Linked DNA regions of Homo sapiens: region 1 is linked to region 2. Evidence: read pairs that join two places in POLR2A ChIA-PET (ENCODE). Cell type or tissue: A673. All regions are shown on one strand. Each heading gives the region's core, and the rest is flanking DNA. Links, peaks and the distances in the headings are about the cores only. Region 1 overlaps PI4KB (phosphatidylinositol 4-kinase beta). Region 2 overlaps PSMD4 (proteasome 26S subunit ubiquitin receptor, non-ATPase 4).

Region 1 (10,057 bases), core at 1,391-9,390, 51 kb after region 2:
AGGGGCCAAGTCTTGTTCACTAGCATACAGCACTCAGGTCTGGCACATAGAAGGCCCTCAATAAAAATTTCTTGAATGAATTAATGTATGACTTCTCATCCTCTGCTATTCTATGACAACTTTATGTAGGTGTTCAATAAATATTTTCATTAAATTTCCCTCACTCCCCTTGGCCTAGAAGCTCCTCTTTACATTTAAATCTGAATCCTTCACCTGGAAAATGAACTCCACCTGAATCTATTCCAGGCTAGAGTTGTTCAGAGCTTTCCCCATATTACCCCTCACTACCTACACCACTCATTAGGATACTTGCCTTACCCTGCCTTGGGATATGCTGTCTTGTTTCCAATATAGTGAAAGCTCCTGGAGAAAGCTCCTGTGACCCAGCATTACCTCCCTGAAGCCCTCTCACCTCCACTTGCAGCTCGCCTATGTCATCCACCGACCAGGCCTCATCATCGTTGTCATAGTTGGGCACAGTGCTGAAGCTGCCAGCTCGCTGCTCATGGGTAATACCACATTCGGGCAAGTTTTCTACGGACCTCGTACTCCGAATTCGGTTCTCGGGGATCCGGGCAGGGACACTGGTGGTGTCAAAGTTTTCACATTCAAGGACTTCCACATAAATCAGGTAGGGAGCCTGGGGGAAGAGTGAGACAGTATTTGCAACTTACTTCCACCACTAACCCCCAAATCTCAACTCTGTTAGCAAGGTTCTTCCTGCTGTCCTTTCTCCTAGCTCCAGCCTTCATCCAATAGTCCTCTGAAACTATGAACACTATATTTAGGGCAGATACTTGTCCTATGATCACCTATGTAAAGAATTTGTGTGACAGAATCCTTAAGTCTTCAAAATATTTCAACTGAGCTCCAAAATGTACAGATGATGTGCTTGGGCCAAACCACTCTAGACTATCAATTACAGGCTGTAAGGGAGGCCTAGATGCCTCTGTGGGCTCGTCCTGAAGACAGGGCCCAGGGAGCTACAGTGGACAAAAAGACTGGGACAAAGCTGGGCACTGTCCCAAGGAGTGTCCCAAACTTCAGTATTTCCTTTGAAAGAAGAATATGGGCCGGGCGCGGTGGCTCACGCCTGTAATCCTAGCACTTTGGGGGGCCGAGGCGGGTGGATCATGAGGTCAGGAGTTCAAGACCAGCCTGGCCAAGATGGCGAAACCCCGTCGCTACTAAAACTACAAAAATTAGCCGGGTGTGGTGGCAGGCGCCTGTAATCCCAGCTACTCAGGAGGCTAAGGCAGGAGAATCGCTTGAACCTGGGTTGCGGAGGTTGCAGTAAGCCAAGATTGTGCCACTGCACTCCAGCCTCCGCAATAGAGTGAGACTCCATCTCAAAAAAAAAAGAAGAATCTGAACCATGAATACTCATTCCAGTCAGCACACAAATTCAGCTAATTCTCTCCAGTGTGAATTGGGCATCCTTCTCTCCTTTTGTCGGCTCATTCTGATCAGAAAAGGTCTTAGAAACAAAATATTTCTCTATCCTTATGGTTGCTGTATCTGGAAAGCCCAAGAGTTATAGAAAGGCTGGAGAAAAGCTACCAAAATGACCATAAGGTGGGGTGAAGAGCAATTCTCCTAAGATACAGCAAGAAGGAAGCTAAAAAGATTAGGTTTCTTTGGTCCAGAAAAACAAAGCCCAAAAAGGGATACAGGGGGGCTCTCAAAATCACAATCGCACTGAGACAGAGTCATGGTTGACATATGCATCATGAACTATGAAGGGAGTCTAGGATGTTGGTGAGGGCCTCACTGGTCATACACGCAAACTCTGAACAACCATGGGTGAAGAGTCACGTCCAGGGTAGGGGTTTGGGCCAGAACCCATCTACCTTGTCCTTGGAGTTGAGGACAACAGCCTGTGTGTGGGGTACACGGACCACGTGGTGGTCAAAGCCAGCAGTGGGCAGCCAGACTCGGGCAGGGAGCTTATGGTTGAGCAGGGAGAGCTCTGAGATCAGCCTCTGTGTTTTCTGCTCTTTGGTGGGGAGCGTGGCCAGCCGCTTGCCGATCGCCATCAGGGACTTGATGAATTCTCTCTCAGGAGCCAGTCGAACAGGCTACAGGGGTTTGGGGTAAGACAAAAGATGGTGAAGAAACCATAGAATACAATGGCACACCCACTCAGTCACTCCTGGCCATGCAGGCCGGGGACCCCACTATCTGGAGAACTCCAGGAAAGCAGCTGCTTTTTAGTCTTAGTAGGAGCTTCCACCCACCCTTCACAACTTGAATTGAGAATAGCCAGCACATTCCTTCCCTATAGGCTATCCCTTGAGGGTAAGGGAGGCCATGAGTCCAGGTAACTGGGATGCACTCCTCTTCTCCTGGACTTGGGTTCCTTAAGGACTGTACCAAGGCTTCAGAGTGAGCAGGGGGACATCTGGATAGGTTAGCCAGGGCCACAGAGAGAAGAGCTGCTTACACCTGAATTGTTTCACCCTTTTCAAGAACAGGGTTGTCCTTCTCCCCATCTGGATCCTTGGGCTAGATCTCTGCCGAGGGGCTCCGTCAAGTCCCGCAAGGCTAGAGAAGGGAGCCCCACATCATTTCCACTTTCAAAGAGGGAAGATGCTCGTCATTCAAATTACTTCTGTTGATTTCCATGGTATCCCCCTGTCCGTCCCACAATCTCTTACCAGGCGTCAATGCACATGCAGGGGATGGAAAGAGGATGAGCCGATGAGCAGACTTTGCATTAATCAAGGAGAAAGAAAAAGCAGATGGAAGGAGGTAGGTAGATGGAGAAAGCAACAGCTCCTTTTAGCCCTTGATGATGGCCCTGAAGGCCTGTCTCTTTTAGTGACTCCTCTTTGGGTCCTCTTCCCCTACCTCTCAGTGACTAGGTTCCTCATATTAATTCCCTGCTGTGAGTTTGGCTCCTTGTGCTGGGCAATTCAGTCATCCTCAGAAAGAGCAAAGTTGGTCTTGGAATTAAGGTGCAGGTGGGGAAAAAGAGGGACTCAGCTAGACACGAAGAAAGGCTCTCTTCCCAGTCTAAGCCCTTCTACCGTAAGGGGCATTTTATCAAGACAGCCACCCAACTCCCCATCCCATCTCCCCTCCTTTGTAGAAACAGCATTTGACTCACCAAGCCTTTCTCTCCCTTTCCGTGTGTCTTGCTTAGTTTCTGGATTGAGAGAATTTCTATCCTTGCTCCCTCGAACTCTAAAAGAGCTTCTTTTGAAAACTGGGGAGTATCAGGCCTACCTCTACATGTGCAACAGTGCCAGGATTCAAAGGAAAAGCTCATTCCAGCCTCTGCCTCTTGGGAGATGGTTCAGAGTGCCACATAGGGACTGAAAGAGGGTGTCTGAATCCTTCAGGAATGCTTTAAGTGACATTGTTGAAAAGAGATAAAGAAAAGGAAAACAATGGAATTGGGTTTCTAAGGTCCCTGGAAATATCCTGGGGGTCTAATAGAGAAAGAAAATAAGAGGAAATTTGAAGACTCACTTCTTCCTTCATCTGAATCCACTCAGATGGCAACTGATCTCTGTCCCAAGGACCCTCTACCCCACCCAATTCATAATCATCTCAGATTAGAAAAGGCAGAATTCCTTCCCATTCTCAAATCAGCATTTGGGTTAGGGGCCCCTAAGTTACGTGAGCATGTTAGAAATGTGACCCCAGGCCTCAAGAGAGAGGCTCTGCCACATGAGAGGAGATAGGAATCATGACTGAAAGGGGATTAGCACAGAACAGAGAAAACTGATTTGATAGACAAATCAAATAGAAAATATAAAAAAAATCAGCCAAACTCCCAGAGGTCCTGCATTTCCTCTCACGTCTTTGCCCAGCAACAAGGTCCAAGACCCTGTGGGACCAAAGGGTCAGGGGTTAGTCCAGAGGGAACAAGAAAGGAGAGGGGATTAAGGAACATCCTGGGCAGTGAGCTGGGAAAAGGGAAGAACTCAGACCTGGAAAAAATGTGGTTGAAGTTAAAAAAGAAAACCAGTTGTGGAGAGGCAAAACTTTCCTTCAGGCCAAGTCCTATTTGTTTTTGGAGTCAGCTCACCAGCACAGGGCCTAGCATTTAGAAGATTATGAATAAATATTTGATAATCTGACGGCAGAAGCCATGGGGAAAGGGTTCTGGGTGGGAGAAACAGGATCCTGGGGGTTTCTGCCAGGCAGTTTTTGGCTCTAATCCAGGAGTGAATTCTACCTCTCTCCCAGCTGTTTGCTCCAGACACTCAGGAGCTGGGGGCTGAGCAGCACTGTACTCCAGCTGTCTCTGAGAGAAGGATCAGCTGAGCTCATCTCAGCCTGGGCTCAGGATTTCCACCGCAAAGGTCAGGGGAACTCCAGCAGATCTGGGAGGTCTGGGAGGGAGGAGCTGATCTCCCAGTAAGAAAAGGGGCATTTTAACTCCAGCCTTGGCCTGGGGGCTCAGAAGACCTGGGGACGGAGAGGAAATGCGGCCACTGGGGGAGCCTGCCACCCCGTCCCAGCCTGGCCCCACTTACGGAACTGAATGAATTATCAATACTCTCGGTGCTGGAGGAGAGCTCCTGGGAAAGGGCCAGAGGGCAAAGGGAGAAGGAGGGGGTGGGAAGGGAGGGGAGAGAGACAAAGGTAAAGAATTTAGCTCCAACTTGGATCGTAACTGCTTCTCTAGTGAAGTTCTACCTTTCTGCTTTAATAAAAGAAAGTCAACTCAGAAATGCTACTTGCCCAGATGCTTGACCACTTGTAGGAGATGCTGGAAGGGCAGCTCAGACTTTAAGGTCAGAAGGACTGAAGAGACAAAGCAGCCTCTGCTTTTCACTTTATTCACTTCTATTCTCAACTGAATGGATCTTCCTTCTAGGCCAAAGCTCTAAAGCTGGGTCCCTAGGGCAGTAACTGCACTGCCAAGCTTCCCTGCTCTTTTTTTTTACCCACTCACATGCTCTCAACCAAATCCTTCTCCATGGGGACCACCACAGGACTGAACTTAATAAGCTGCATGGCTCCCATACTGGAAACCCCATGTTCCTCCAGCTTTTTGGAAACCTCAGGGAGGAAGAAAAGCTAAACTTTCAGTGGCAGGTATACCTCTTCTCTAATTAGCCTCATTATCACCCTGGGAAGCTGAATCCCAACCTTGAACCTCTGTGACAAAGAGCATCCTAGACCAATAAGCCCAAAATCTCTGGGCTGGATGCTGATGGGAGTGAAGGATAAATCAATCTCCTATCTACCAAACCTCCTTAGGCTTCCTATCAGGCTATCCACATGACAATCAATATACTACAATTTTTGATATAAGTTGGGGAGTTAGCTATATCCATCTAGAAAGCTGACTAGCTGGATAGCAGCTGTCCTAGTCCCAGCCCAGAGGATTTATCTAAACATCACCCCATTGCTGTGTCATATGTGTCCGTGTGCAAAAACAGGGGAAAGAGATGGTGTCAAACTCTCACTCAGCAGCTCTGAGGCAACACTCATGCACAGGGCTCATCCTGGGTTCTGTCCAACATGGTCTACCAGGGCAGGGAACAGAGCAGCACGTGTGCACAAATCTAGGTTGTGGGGGACGTTGAGGTCGGGGTGGGGGAGGTTAGACTTAAAAGACAAAGTCCTAAGAGCTCCCAGGGCAGGAGGGCAGTGGTGAGTTTCTACTCTGAAATCTGCTGAGTAGATTCAAGCATCCACTTGAACTCAATTCCATGGTTTCAGTTCTATTCTAGCTGGAGGTCCTATAGTCAGGTCCTTCCTTGAAGAATCTGGGGACTGGAGCACTTTGAGGGAGAAGCCACATTTGGAAACATGCCCCTAAGGCAACAACTCTTCCATTTTGGGTAGAAGGTGGTGGGAGAATTAAGGCAGTGAGGATGTCAGAGTCTATTATGAATTAGTGGTTCTATTTCTACCTATGAGCTGGTTGGAGAAGGAACAGCAGGCAAGATATTGGCTCCCTGAGCAACGCTCCAGCTGATTCTGTCACAGACAGGTCCTGTCTGACTCATTGACAGCCCTGGGGGAAGGGAGGTATATCATGACCTGCTCCTCTCCTACTCCCTGGGCTTGAGTCACTCACACTGAGTCAGCTCCGGGGAGTAAAGATGAAGCAAGAAGCTGACATCACACCATATCAAGCTAGAAGGCCTACTGGGGCTTCCAGTGTGACATGCGGCAGATTTCTCTGTACAAAGGTTGCAGTCCTGAAAAGACAAAGCTAATCTACTAACAGTGTCATCATATCGGGGAGGGTGTGATACCTAAATCACTCTCTCCTTTTAGCTCCCCCATTCTATACCAAAATATTTGCCATTTGGTTACAAATGGGAGGACAAACTGCCTGGGCAGAGTTCCCCGACTAGGCTGATAAAATGGCTTTGAAGCGGCAGGCTTTGAGGAGCAGTGGTGGAAAATGTGAAAAATCAGCACAAAGCCTTCTGACTGTGGGAGAGAGTGTAAAGGATTCCTCATAGTAAGAAAGAGAACACTGTGAGAGCTGAGCAGAGAACAACTCTGCAGGGAGACCATGGGCAGGAAGAGAACTGTACATGCTGCCCCTGAGCCTCTTCTTTGAGGCCCGACCTCATCCTTGGGAGCCCCTCTACTGGTGGTAGGAGCATAGTATTAAACTCAGAACCTAAAAGAAAAGCAAGAGACTGGGAGCAGAGTGTTAGGGTCTACCTAGAGATTCTCCTAGAGTATCTCTGCTTAGGTCTTAGATAATTATGTGCCTCATTTTAGTAAGCTGTATACTTCCTGCTTATGGCAGAAAACAACTTTTTCAAGAGAGTCACAAACTAAACAGTTCCATAGATACTGGGGTTTTCATTATTACTTCACATGTTCCTAGAGGGAAGGATAACATTTTATCCCCCGTCCTCCACAGCACAGCTCACGGCTTTGGACATTGTACAAAGTCAATAACTACATGTTGAGTGAATGAATGTTACATGAAAGGGAAGAAGGATGAGTAAAAGGAAAACCAATTCCTTTGGTATTTAGGGGACAAAAGCCTTGACAGACGCATCCTCAAAATGCCAAAGGGGCTGGGTCTAGTCACTCATGCCTGTAATCCCAGTGACTTGGGAGGCTGAGGCGAGAGGATGACTTGAAGCCAGGAGTTTGAGACTAGCTTGGGCAATAGAGCACGACCTCATCTTTACAAAAAAATTTTTTAAAAATTAGCCAGGTGTGGTGGTACATAGCTGTAGCCCCAGGTACTTGGGAGGCTAAGATGGGAGGATTGCTTGAGCCCAGGAGTTAAAGGCTACAGTGAGCTATGACTGTGCCACTGCACGCCAGCCTGGGCAACAGAGCAAGACCCTGTTGCAAGAAAAAGGGCGGACGGACAGACAGACGGGTGGGCGGAAGGAAGGAAGGAAGGAAGGAAGGAAGGACGGATGGAAGGAAAAGGGCTGGGAGAGACCCCTGTGCTGACGACTCTAATGCTTAGAAACCTAGTGATATTCATGTTTCTGTCTCTTTCTTGCTCTCCCATTTTCTGTGGAGCCATAATGAATTCAGGTATTTCATTCTGTCAGTATCAGATAACGCAGGAGTGCCTGGGAACATAGTATCTCCTTCCTCTCCTGGATCTAGTGACCCAAGATAAGGAGTCAGGTTGGAAGAACGGCAGCTACAGAACCCACCCTAAATGATGTAAGTATTCACCTAATACCTGCCTCTCAGTGCCATCCATAATCTTATCCTGGAGTGGGAGTTAGATGTAAGGAAAGAGGGACCAAGGATCAGCAGAGTAAGAAAAGCCCTGAGGCCTCAGCTTTTCTGGTCCTAAGATGAGCACTACAAAATGGATAAAGAGAAAAGCCAAGCCTGACAAGAGGCACCAAGGAATTCACTTCCAGCTGCTCACCCTCTGCTACAGGTTTGACTCCAAGATGAGACAGCTATCCAACCCTTCATGTTCCACTAGAATCTGGATGACTCTTCTTGTTCTGCAGCAACTTCTCTTCATGACCCAGGGCTCTGCTGCCAAGCTCAACCAGATATGAAAACGGTTCATTCTAGTTCTGACAACAGTTTTGGCTTTGCCTGTGCATGGATGTGGAAGCTCAGATGGCCATAGCCTGGGCCGTTCTTCCCCACATGGCTTCTGACAGCTGGGGACCTTGGGAAGTAGATATTGAGAAATAACCAAGGTAGTTCAGCTGAATGATTATGAGCACCAGCTGGAGATTTGAGTCCTGGTCTGACATTCACTAGTTGAGGGACCTTGGGCAAAACATCTAATCTTTCTAAGCCTCAGTTTCCTTGCTGGCAAAATAATACCTGTCTCTCAGCATGGTTGTGAGGATTAAATGTAAAGTACTTGGCAAGATGCCTGGCACATAAGTGCTGAATAAATGTTAGCACTTTTAGCTTTACCATTATTAAACTATCCTAACAAAATTCCAAATTTCCAGAGAGCAGGCTCTATAGTCTCCCTCCCTCTTCCTTTTCTCTAGTCACTCTGACTTCCCTCTATTTGAAAGAAGTCCCATTGTATCAAAAACGTGGGTGGGTTATATGCCCCACAGAGGCAGATGCCAAGACCATAGCTATCCGCATTTTTCAAAAAGTGCAAATTCCTCCTTTTTTTCTCCCTCTTTTCTAGGCTGGGTTGGAAGCCAGGATGGGAGCCTGGCCAATGGTGAGTCAGAGGGGAGGACTGGAGCACCATTGTCTGGCTGGGACACCAGGTCACTGACACTTGGTAGTCCACTGGGCAGCTTTCCCTGCTATCTGTCCAGATGTGGAGTGAAGAGTGGGTATAACCTATTCATGTGGCCACCTCTTCCCTGCTCTATATCCTAAGTTATACCTCCAACTGCTGCTGTAGCTTCCTCTTCTTCCCAGCCTCCAGGTCCTTGACTAGGCACTATATTTACTCTATACTAAGAGTGCTTTCTCTTCCCTTTGTGCTTCTCCCAAATGGTATGGGAAAGATACCAGCAAGGCACTCTTCCCCCTAAGGAAAGGCAGGCAATGAAGGCATTCTCCAGATGCCTCAGTGATAAGAAATAAACCTTACACTTATGTCAACAAAAGGTAGGATCTTCAGAGGGTAGTGAAAAGGGATTAGATTATGAGGAGGAGTGGCCAGGAGAATGAAGCCGATGTTCTAACATCTCCCCTACCCCAGCACACAGAAAGACAATAGTACCTTTTCCTTTCCCACAGATGCTGCTCTGAGAGGCTCTGGTAGCTATCTCAAGTCTCAGGTCAGGGTGTGGAGGGCTTCTGCCACAGTTCTCATTAACATAGTAGATGTTAATGGAATGGCAGTTTATTTATTTATTTATTTATTTAGAGACGGAGTCTCACTCTGTCGCCCAAGCTGGAGTGCAGTGGCGCGATCTCTGGTCACTGCAACCTCTGCCTCCCAGGTTCAAGTGATTCTCCTGTCTCAGCCTCCCAAGTAGCTGGGATTACACGCGCCCACCACCACGCCTGGCTAATTTTTGTATTTTTAGTAGAGATGGGATTTTGCCATGTTGGCCAGGCTGGTCTCAAACTCCTGACCTCGTGATCTGCCTGCCTCAGCCTCCCAAAGTGCTGGGATTACAAGCGTGAGCCACCGCGCCTGGCCAGTGCAGTTTAATAAAAATGATTTGGGACACAGTCAGGAGCGTCAGCCTTGCCATGACCTATATGACCTGAGGCAACTCACTTTATCTCTCTGGGTCTGAGTTCTTCCTTTGTAAACTAAGGCAGGCAAAATACATGAATTCTAAGGCCTTTCCATTCTAACATTCCATGCTTTTATCAGTGAAATGAAACAGGGAGGACAGAAAGAACAGCGTAACCCTGTGTGTATATAGGAGGCATCCTGTCTCCATGCAGCCCTCTACCACCTTTTGTCTCTGGCCCTCCCCAGAATTTTACCTCATCCTCATTCTCCACTTTAGGGTTGCTGGCTGTTCGTTTCAGGTTGCTGCTGAGACTTATGCTGGCAGTGGCATCTGACTTAGAGCGCTGGTGAGTCCTTTTGGAGGGAGACAGCCCTGTGTCAGGGGCCGGGCTCAAGGAGGGCAGCTCCCTCTTCCTGTGAGCTGGCTTTAGCTCATCTGAGAGGATCAGCTTCCGTAGCTTG
Region 2 (9,679 bases), core at 1-8,000:
TATTTTTTTAGTTTTTAGTAATAGCCATTCTGACTGGTGTTAGGTGGTATCTCGTTGTGGTTTTGATTTATTTGCATTTCTCTAATGATCAGTGATATTGAGGTTTTTTTAATAGGCTTGTTGGCTGTATGTATATCGTCTTTTGAAAAGTGTCTGGCTGGGGCGTGGCTCAGGCCTGTAATCCCAGCACTTTGGAAGGCTGAAGTGGGTGTATCACCTGAGGTCAGGAGTTACTGACCAGCCTGGCCAACATGGTGAAACCCCATCTCTACTAAAAATACAAAAATTAGCCAGGCGTGGTGGTGGACGCCTGTAGTCCCAGCTACTCCAGAGGCTGAGGTGGGAGAATCGTTTGAACCCCGGAGGTGGAGGTTGCAGTGAGCCGAGATGGCGCCACTGCACTCTAGCCTGGGCGACAGAGTGAGACTCCCTCTCAAAAAAAAAAAAATAATAATAAAATAAATAAATAAATAAATAAATAAATAAAAATAAAGTGTCTGATGTCTGTTCATGTCCTTTGCCCACTTTTTTTTTTTTTTTTCTCTTTGAGAAGGAGTTTTGCTCTTGTTGCCCAGGTTGGAGTACAGTGGCGCCATCTCAGCTCACTGCAACCTCCGCCTCCCTGGTTCAAGTGATTCTCCTGCCTCAGCCTCCTGAGTAACTGGGATTACAGGTGCCCGCCACCACGCCCAGCTTTTTTGTATTTTTGGTAGAGACGGGGTTTCATCATGTTGGCCAGGCTAGTCTCAAACTGCTGAGCTCAGGTGATCCACCCGCCTCAGCCTCCCAAAGTGCAGGGATTACAGGCGTTGAGCCACTGTGCCCGGCTCCTTTGCCCACTTTTTTTTTTTTTCGCTCTTATTGCCCAGGCTGGAGTGCAATGACACAATCTCAGCTCCCCGCAACCTTCGGCTCACCGCAACCTCCGCCTCCCGTGTTCAAGCGATTCTCCTGCCTCAGCCTCCTTAGTAGCTGGGATTACAGGCATGCGCCACCACGCCCAGCTAATTTTGTGTTTTTAGTAGAGACCAGGTTTCTCCATGTTGGTCAGGCTGGTCTCGAACTCCCACCCTCAGGTGATCCGCCCGCCTCAGCCTCCCAAAGTGCTGGCATTATAGGCGTGAGCCACTGTGCCCGGCCGGTCTTCCAGGATTTTTATAGTTTTGGGTTTTACCTTGTCTTTAATCCATCTTCAGTTAATTTTTGTGTATGGTATAAGAAAGGAGTCCAGCTTCAATCTTCTGCATATGGCTAGCCTAGCCAGTATCCCCAGTTATTGAATAGGGACTCTTTTTCCTCACTGCTTGTTTTGTCAGCTTTGTCAAAGAATAGATGGTCATAGGTGTGCGGCTTTATTTCTAGACTCTCTATTCTGTCCCATTGGTCTCTGTGCCTGTTTTTGTACCAGTGCCATGCGGTTTTGGTTATTGTAGCCCTAAGTAATAGTTTGAAGTTGGGTAAAGTTGCCTCCAGCTTTGTTCTTTTAGCTTAGGATTGCCTTGGCTTTTCTGGCTCTTTGTTGGTTCCATATGAATTTTCAAATAGTTTTTTCTAGTTCTTTGAAGAATGTTTTTGGTAGTTTGATAGGAGTAGCATTGAATCTGTAAATTGCTGTGGGAAGAATGGCCAATTTTAATTAATTAATTAATTAATTTATGAGACAGAGTCTTGCTCTGTCTCCCAGGCTGGAGTGCAGTGGTGTGATCTCGGCTCATTGCAACCTCCGCCTCTCAGGTTCAAGTGATTATTGTGCCTCAGCCTTCTGAGTAGCTGGGATTCCAGGCACCCGCCACCATACCTGGCTTTCTTTTTTTTTTTTTTTTTTTTTTGTATTTTTAGTAAAGATGGGGTTTGGCCATGTGGCCAGGCTGGTCTTGAACTCCTGGCCTCAAGTGATCTGCCCACCTCAGCCTCCCAAAGTGCTGGAATTACAGGTGTGAGCCACCATGCTCGGCAGTATGGCCATTTTAATGATATTGATTCTTCCTATTCATGAGCATGAGATGTTTTTCCACTTGTTTATATCTTCTTTGATTTATTTGAGCGGTATTTTGTAATTCTCATTGTAGAGCTCTTTCATCTCCCTGGTTAGTTGTATTCCTAGGTTTGTTTGTCTATTTGTTTGTTTTTTTGAGATGGAGTCTCGCTTTTGTTGCCCAGGCTGGAGTGCAGTGGCGCCATCTCGGCTCACTGCAACCTCCACCTCCCGGGTTCAAATGATTCTCCTGTCTCAGCCTCCCGAGTAGCTGGGATTACAGGTGCGTGCCACCATGCCCGGGTAATTTTTTTCTGTATTTTTAGTAGAGATGAGGTTTCATCATATTGGTCAGGCTGGTCTCGAACACTTGACCTCAGGTGATCCACCAGCCTCAGCCTCCCAAAGTGCTGAGATTACAGGCATGAGCCACAACACCCAGCCAAGGTATTTTATTCTTTTTGTGGCAGTATGCACATAGTTCTTGGCCCCATGTAGTGCATCATGGGGAACCTGCTGTTGATGTGACTGCCTTGCACATGTGCCATTGTATTACCCTTTTCGAGTGTTTTTTTTTTTTTTTTTTTTTTTGGGGGAGACAGGGTCTCATTCTGTCACCCAGGCTGGAGTGCAGTAGTGTGATCTTGGCTCACTGCAGCCTCGACCTCCGGGGCTCAAGTGATCCTCCTGCCTCAGCCTCCTGAATAGCTGGGACTACAGGCACTTACCACCATGCCCAGCTATTTTTTGTATTTTTTGTAGAGATGGGGTTTTGTCATATTGATTAGGCTGGTCTCGAACTCTTGGGCTCAAGAGAGCCTCCCTCCTTGGACTCCCTAAGTGCTGGGATTACAGGCATGAACCATCACACCCAGCCTGTATTCTCTTTTAAAATAAAGGTTTTGGCGGTAATCCCAGCTACTTAGGAGGCTGAGGCAGGAGAAGGGGTTAAGCCCAGGAGTTTGAGGTTACAGTGAGCTATGATTTCACCACTGGCCTCCAGCCTGGGTGACAGAGCAAGATCCTGTCTCAAAAAAATATGTGAAATGGCCAGGTGCGGTGGCTTACACCTGTAATCCCAGCACTTTGAGAGGTTGAGGTGGGCGGATCATCAGAGGTCAGGAGCTCAAGACCAACCTGGCCAACATAGTGAAACCCCGTCTCTACTAAAAATACAAAAATTAGCTGGCATGGTGGTGCACGCCTGTGGTCCCAGCTACCCGGGAAGCTGAAGTGGGAAGATCTATTGAGCCTGGGAGGTTGAGGCTACAGTGAGCTGTGACTGCGCTTGAACCTGTGCCTGCGCTTGAACCTGTGCCTGAATACTACCCTAGACAGGTTGAGTATTCCCTATCTGAAATGGCTAGGACCATAAGTGTTTCAGATTTTGGATTTTTGTCAGATTTTAGAATATGTACATTATACTTAACCAGCGGAGTATCCCTAATCTGGAAGTCTGAAGTGCTCCAGTGATAATTTCCTTTGAACATCATGTCAGCACTCAAAACTCAAAAACTTTCTGATTTGGGGCATTTCGGATCTCAAGAGTTTCTGATTAAGTGTACTTAACCTATATATTCCCTTTTCTGTTAATACTTGTTTTCCAGTACCTTCTTAATTACTTCTCTTTACCATTTTTGGTTTATTGCCAAACAAAGCATACTAAAGAAAAAAAAATTGCCCCAGGCTCACATTTTGCTTGCCAATAGAAATGAGATGTCTTGGCTAGGTGCCGTGGCTCACACCTGTAATCCCAGCACTTTGAGAGGCCAAGGCAGGAGGACTACATGAGTCTAGGAGTTTGTGACTAGCCTGGGCAACAAAGTGAGACTCCATCTCTATAAAATAAAAAATAAATAAAAAATGTGGTTTTTTTTGGTAGAGACTGGGTCTTCCTGTGTTGCCCAGGCTGTTCTCCAACTCCTGGGCTCAAGCGATTCTCCCTTCTCGGCCTCCCAAAGTGCTGGGATTACAGACGTGAGCCACCATGCCCAGCCTAAAAAATAGATAAAATTCTAAAAAGAAGAAATGAGGGCCAAGTGTGGTGGCTCATGCCTGTAATCCCAGCACTTTGGTAGATTGAGGTGGGTGGATCACCTGAGGTTGGGAGTTTGAGACCAACCTGACCAACATGGAGGAACCCCGTCTCTACTAAAAATACAAAATTAGCCGGGTATGGTGGTTGCATGCCTGTTATCCCAGCTACTTAGGAGGCTGAGGGAGGAGAATTGCTTGAACCTGGTAGGCGGAGGTTGCGGTGAGCCGAGATCGAGCCATTGCACTCCAGCCTGGGCAACAAGAGCGAAACTCTGTCTCAAAAAAAAAAAAAAGAAAGAAATGAGGTATCTCATCTAAGGCACTGCTTCCGTCCATTAGCACAGGTAGAACCTTAACTATTAGAGCTCTCAGGGACCTCAGAGGTCATCAAGAATTGATCCTTACAGGAGCTTATATAACTGCATCACTTACCTGCCTTCTTCTGGTCTTTGGGAAACTCGAGATTATATTTCACATTAGCTGGATACTTTTAGATCATGAAAAGTTGCAGGGATCTAAGAGGTGAGACTTCAGATCCACAAAACCTCATTTTTACCGTTCAGTTCAGCTGTCAAAGCTGTTAAGCATTTAATGAGATGATTGCATTGTACTTTTCTGCACTCAGTGCTGCCAAGTGTGTGTTATTTTATAGACCTCTTTTTTTTGAGGCAGTGGCACGATCTTGGCTCAATGCAGCCTCCACCTCTCAGGTTCAGGTGATTCTCCTGCCTCAGCCACCCGAATAGCTGGGATTACAGGTGCCTGCCACCACGCCCGGCTAACTTTTATATTTTTTAGTAGAGATAGGGTTTCACCATGTTTGCCAGGCTGGTCTCAAACTCCTGAGCTCAAGAGATCTGCCCACCTCGGCCCCCCAAAGTGCTGGGATTACAGTTGTGAGCCACCATGCCTGGCCCTATTTTATAGATTTTTTTTTTTTTTTTTGATGGAGTCTCACTCTGTCACCCAGGCTGGAGTGCAGTGGCGTGATCTTGACTCACTGCAACCTCGGCCTCCCGGGTTCAAGCAATTCTCCTGCCTCAACCTCCTGAGTAGCTAGGACTACAAGTGTGCGCCACCATACCTGGCTAATTATTGTATTTTTAGTAGAGACGGGGTTTCACAATGTTAGCCAACACTGGTCTCTAACTCCTGACTTCAGGTGATACACCCGCCTCCACCTCCCAAAGTGCTGGGATGCACTTGGGAGGCATAAGTCACTGTGCCCAGCCTATTTTATAGATTTTTTTTTTCTTTTTCTTTTTTTTTTTTTTTTTTTGAGACGAAGTTTTGCTCTTGTTGCCCAGGCTGGAGTACAATGGTGTGATCACCACAACCTCCGTCTCCTGGGTTCAGGCGATTCTTCTGCCTCAGCCTCCCGAGTAGCTGGGATTACAGGCATGTGCCACCACGCCCAGCTAATTTTCTACTTTTAGTAGAGACAGGGTTTCTCCATGTTGGTCAGGCTGGTCTTGAACTCCTGACCTCAGGTGATCCACCTGCCTCGGCCTCCCAAAGTGCTGGGATTACAGACATGAGCCACCGCGCCCAGCTATAGATATTTTTAAGTTACCTTCTTCATTTCCTATATTTGGATTACTGCCATTTAATGGCAGACTTAGAGTATTTATCCATGACAAAGCTTAGTAGCACTTAAGTGCAGCTTGTAAGAAATTGCTGTGGTTCATCAGTAGATCACCACCTTTGGTGCTCATCAGAATCATTTTGTAAGGATTTAAAAATTTTTTCGGCTGGGCACCAGGTGGCTCACACCTGTTATCCCAGCACTTGGGGAGGTGGAGGCAGGAGGATCTCTTGAGCTCAGAAGTTCAAGACCAGCTTGGGCAACATAGCTAGATCCCTGTCTCTACAAAAAAAATTTAAAAGGTAGCTGCGTGGTGGCTTGCACCTATAGTCCCAGCTACTTGGGAGGCTGAGGTGAGAGGATCACTTGAGCCCAGGAGGTGGAAGCTGCAGTGAGCCATTAGTGCACCACTCTACTCCAGCCTGAGTGACAGAGCAAGACCCTATCTCAAAAAAAAAAAAAAAAAAATTCCTCATTGGTTATTCTGAGTCAATAAATGTGGGCTAAGGCTTGATCATCTGTATATTTAAAAAAGAAAAAAAGCTACAGGTGATGCTATGAAGACTGCTGCTATAGGGGGCCTCTGGAACTGGAGAGAAGGTTTTGGAAAACTTCTACATTTCTTCTCTCTTGTCCTTCAACCCTAATCTGACAGTGTGGACAACAGTGAGTATATGCGGAATGGAGACTTCTTACCCACCAGGCTGCAGGCCCAGCAGGATGCTGTCAACATAGTTTGTCATTCAAAGACCCGCAGCAACCCTGAGAACAACGTGGGCCTTATCACACTGGCTAAGTATGGGGGACAGAGGAGGAGGGGACTCAGTAGGTGGGTGGTTGTTACATGCTACTCTTCTTTAGATTCCATGAAGCTGCTTTTGCCCATCACCTTCCTAGACTGCCTTCTGCACTATTTAGTGTAAATGTCAATAGCAACTTGTTTTTTGTATTAACCTGTATTTAATGTAGTACGGAAGCTAAATCTCCTGGGGTGAAATTTCTGTTTCTTTTTATTGTTTGTTGGGCAGGGCTAGGGTAGGGGGTGAAATTTCATAATATATTTTAAAGTCAGTGAAAAGTGATTTTGGGCTGGGCACAGTGGCTCATGTCTGTAATCCCAAGAGTTTGAGACCAGCCTGGGCAACAGGACAAAACCCTGTCTCTACTAAAAATACAAAAATTAGCCAGGCATGGTGGTGGCTACCTGTAATACCAGCTACTCAGGAGGCTGAGGCAGGAGAATCGCTTGAACTCGGGAGGCGGAGGTTGCAGTGAGCCAAGATCACACCACTGCACACCAGCTTGGGCGACAGAATGAGACTCCATTTCAAAAAAAAAGAAAAAAGTAATTTTTGGATCAGAGCCCCTGGGCATATATCACTCATCCTTTTACCCTGAAAGTGTTTTGTTTTAGGAACTGATAATTCTTAAATGAGTAGCCTCCCACTCCAGTGTACATACTGTTAGCTAGGAGAATGGGTCTGGAGGTGGAGAGGACAGGAGAGATACAAATTAGCATCGTTATTTTGGTGGATTCTCAGGGCCCTGTGAGCCTTTAAAAGGAGTTAGGGGAAAATATTTGGAAGTAGAGGGCAGCTTTCTTACAAAGCCAGCCACTTAATTATTTCTGTGCTTGGTTTCCATTAAATACTAGATGTTTGATTGAGAAGAATAGAGGCCAAGCACAGTGGCTCACGCCTGTAATCCCTGCATTCTGGGAGGCCAAGGCAGACGGATCACTTGAGGTCAGGATTTCGAGACCAGCCTGACCAACATGGCAAAACCCCGTCTCTACTAAAAATACAAAAATTAGCCGGGCGTGGTGGTGTAGATCTGTAATCCCAGCTACTCAGGAGGCTGATGCACGAGAATTACTTGAACCCGGGAGGCGGAGGTTGCAGTGAGCTGAGATTCGCCACTGCACGCCAGCCTGGGTGACAGAGCGAGACTCTGTCTCAAAAAATAAAAAAGAAGAATAGAGATTACAATTAGAATAGAAATAATGGTTATTATCCAGGTCTTTAAAGAAAAGTCAGACACAGGCCAGGTGCGGTGGCTCACGCCTGTAATCCCAGCACTTTGGAAGGCCAAGGTGGGCGGATTACGAGGTCAGGAGATCGAGACCATCCTGGCTAACACAGTGAAACCCCGTCTCTACTAAAAAAAATACAAAAAATTAGCCAGGCGTGGTAGTGGGTGCCCGTAGTCCCAGCTACTTGGGAGTCTGAGGCAGGAGAATGGCGTGAACCCGGGAGGCGGAGCTTGCAGTGACCCGAGATCACGCCACGCACTCCAGCCTGGGTGACAGAGTGAGACTCCGTCTAAAAAATAAATAAATAAAAGTTAGACACAGTTTAGAGGTACTTGTGCTGACCTGAATTCACTGAAATGCTTTTCCTACATCCCAGTGACTGTGAAGTGCTGACCACACTCACCCCAGACACTGGCCGTATCCTGTCCAAGCTACATACTGTCCAACCCAAGGGCAAGATCACCTTCTGCACGGGCATCCGCGTGGCCCATGTGAGTCCTACTGGGTTCCCTGGACCTTTCCTCCCTGCTCTGAGGTCCTGCCTCCATCATACTCATTTCTCCCCTGGAATCCTGAGCTAGGACCAGAGCAAGAGAAAGCTAACTTGGAGTAGAAAGGATATGGGGGATGAATCCCAGGGTAGTTGAGGGTTGTGAAGGGAAAAATCCCTAGAATTGAGAATTAAGGCTGGGCGTGGTAGTTCATGCCTGTAATCCCATCACTTTGGGAGGCCAGGGGAGGAGGATTGCTGAAGGCTAGCAGTTCAAGACCAGCCTGGGCACATAGGGAGACCCTGTTTCTCTAAAAAAAAAAAAAAAAAGGCCGGGCGCGGTGGCTCACACCTGTAATCCCAGCACTTTGGGAGGCTAACACGGGCAGATCACCTGACGTCACGAGTTCGAGACCAATCTGGCCAACGTGGTGAAACCCCATCTCTACTGAAAATATAAAAATTAGCCAGTACTAGGAAGGCTGAGGCAGGATAATCGCTGGAACCCGGGAGGTGGAGGTTGCAGTGAACTGAGATCACGCCACTGCACTCCAGACTGGGCGACAGAGCGAGACTCCATCTCAAAAAAAAAAAAAGAGAGAAAGAGAATTAACCTCCCTTCTTTATGCACAGAGAGTCATAGCAAAAAGGGAGGAGGTGGGGGTGTTAAATCTTGTGTGAACGTGATGGTAGATGGTGTACTTCAGGTACAAAGAAACTGTAAGAAAAAGGGAACCGAGTGACAGAGGAAAGAGCTGAGTGATTCCTCTGGTTAACTCTGAGAACTTCCTCTCCCTTTACAAGCTGGCTCTGAAGCACCGACAAGGCAAGAATCACAAGATGCGCATCATTGCCTTTGTGGGAAGCCCAGTGGAGGACAATGAGAAGGATGTGAGTCCAAGTGGCAGCTGGGGAATGTGGGGAGCCCATGTTTGGGACTGAGGTCTTCCAGCCCTCAGGAGAACCTGGCAGAGGCATCAGGCTCATCACTTTGGGGAAAGGTGAATGTGGAGAATTCAGTGATTCTGTTGGAGGACCTTGGGGAGGTCAATAGATTTCTGTATGCTTTTATGCGGCGGGTCCTTTCCCCCCCTCGAGTATGGAACAGATTTCTTGATTTTTCTCCCCTTCTTCCCAGCTGGTGAAACTGGCTAAACGCCTCAAGAAGGAGAAAGTAAATGTTGACATTATCAATTTTGGGGAAGAGGTGAGTAGGGACTGATTGGAGGGCATTGACTTAATTTGGTCATAAACAGAATGGTCCTTAACCCTGAGGAGTGCGGGTACTGTGGCAGAGTAGTGCAGAAATGGGAAAGAACAGGGAGCAAGGCCTGAAGAAGGGCATCATGTGTTCTTTCCTCCCCAGGAGGTGAACACAGAAAAGCTGACAGCCTTTGTAAACACGTTGAATGGCAAAGATGGAACCGGTTCTCATCTGGTGACAGTGCCTCCTGGGCCCAGTTTGGCTGATGCTCTCATCAGTTCTCCGATTTTGGCTGGTGAAGGTGGTGCCATGCTGGGTCTTGGTGCCAGTGACTTTGAATTTGGAGTAGATCCCAG

Evidence for each region. ChIA-PET counts read pairs that join two places held together with the same protein. Peaks named below come from ENCODE experiments on the same cell type or tissue, not always from the same donor. Only the 100,000 strongest peaks of a DNase experiment are listed, where the experiment ranks them.
Region 1: POLR2A ChIA-PET joins it to region 2 with 35 read pairs; 17 of 35 experiments call an interaction of 5 or more read pairs at or near these places.

What each region holds. Positions count from the first base shown.
Region 1 is chr1:151,305,724-151,315,780 of GRCh38, forward strand. It overlaps PI4KB (phosphatidylinositol 4-kinase beta), which reads right to left. Exons shown (of 12, transcript NM_001369623.2): 2 at 9,850-10,057; 3 at 4,488-4,532; 4 at 1,851-2,078; 5 at 413-640. Among named protein-coding and RNA genes, the nearest start is that of PI4KB, 17 kb to the right of the region's middle. RefSeq lists an enhancer at 5,830-6,124. In A673, for the core only: no CTCF peak of the experiment used is centred there; a DNase peak (open chromatin) is centred at 6,028; H3K27ac peaks cover 958 bases.
Region 2 is chr1:151,255,909-151,265,587 of GRCh38, forward strand. PSMD4 (proteasome 26S subunit ubiquitin receptor, non-ATPase 4) reads left to right here. Exons shown (of 10, transcript NM_002810.4): 2 at 6,253-6,393; 3 at 8,006-8,120; 4 at 8,924-9,010; 5 at 9,258-9,326; 6 at 9,486-9,679. Among named protein-coding and RNA genes, the nearest start is that of PSMD4, 6.0 kb to the left of the region's middle. RefSeq lists a silencer at 9,625-9,679 and an enhancer at 9,625-9,679. In A673, for the core only: no CTCF peak of the experiment used is centred there; no DNase peak of the experiment used is centred there; H3K4me3 peaks cover 274 bases.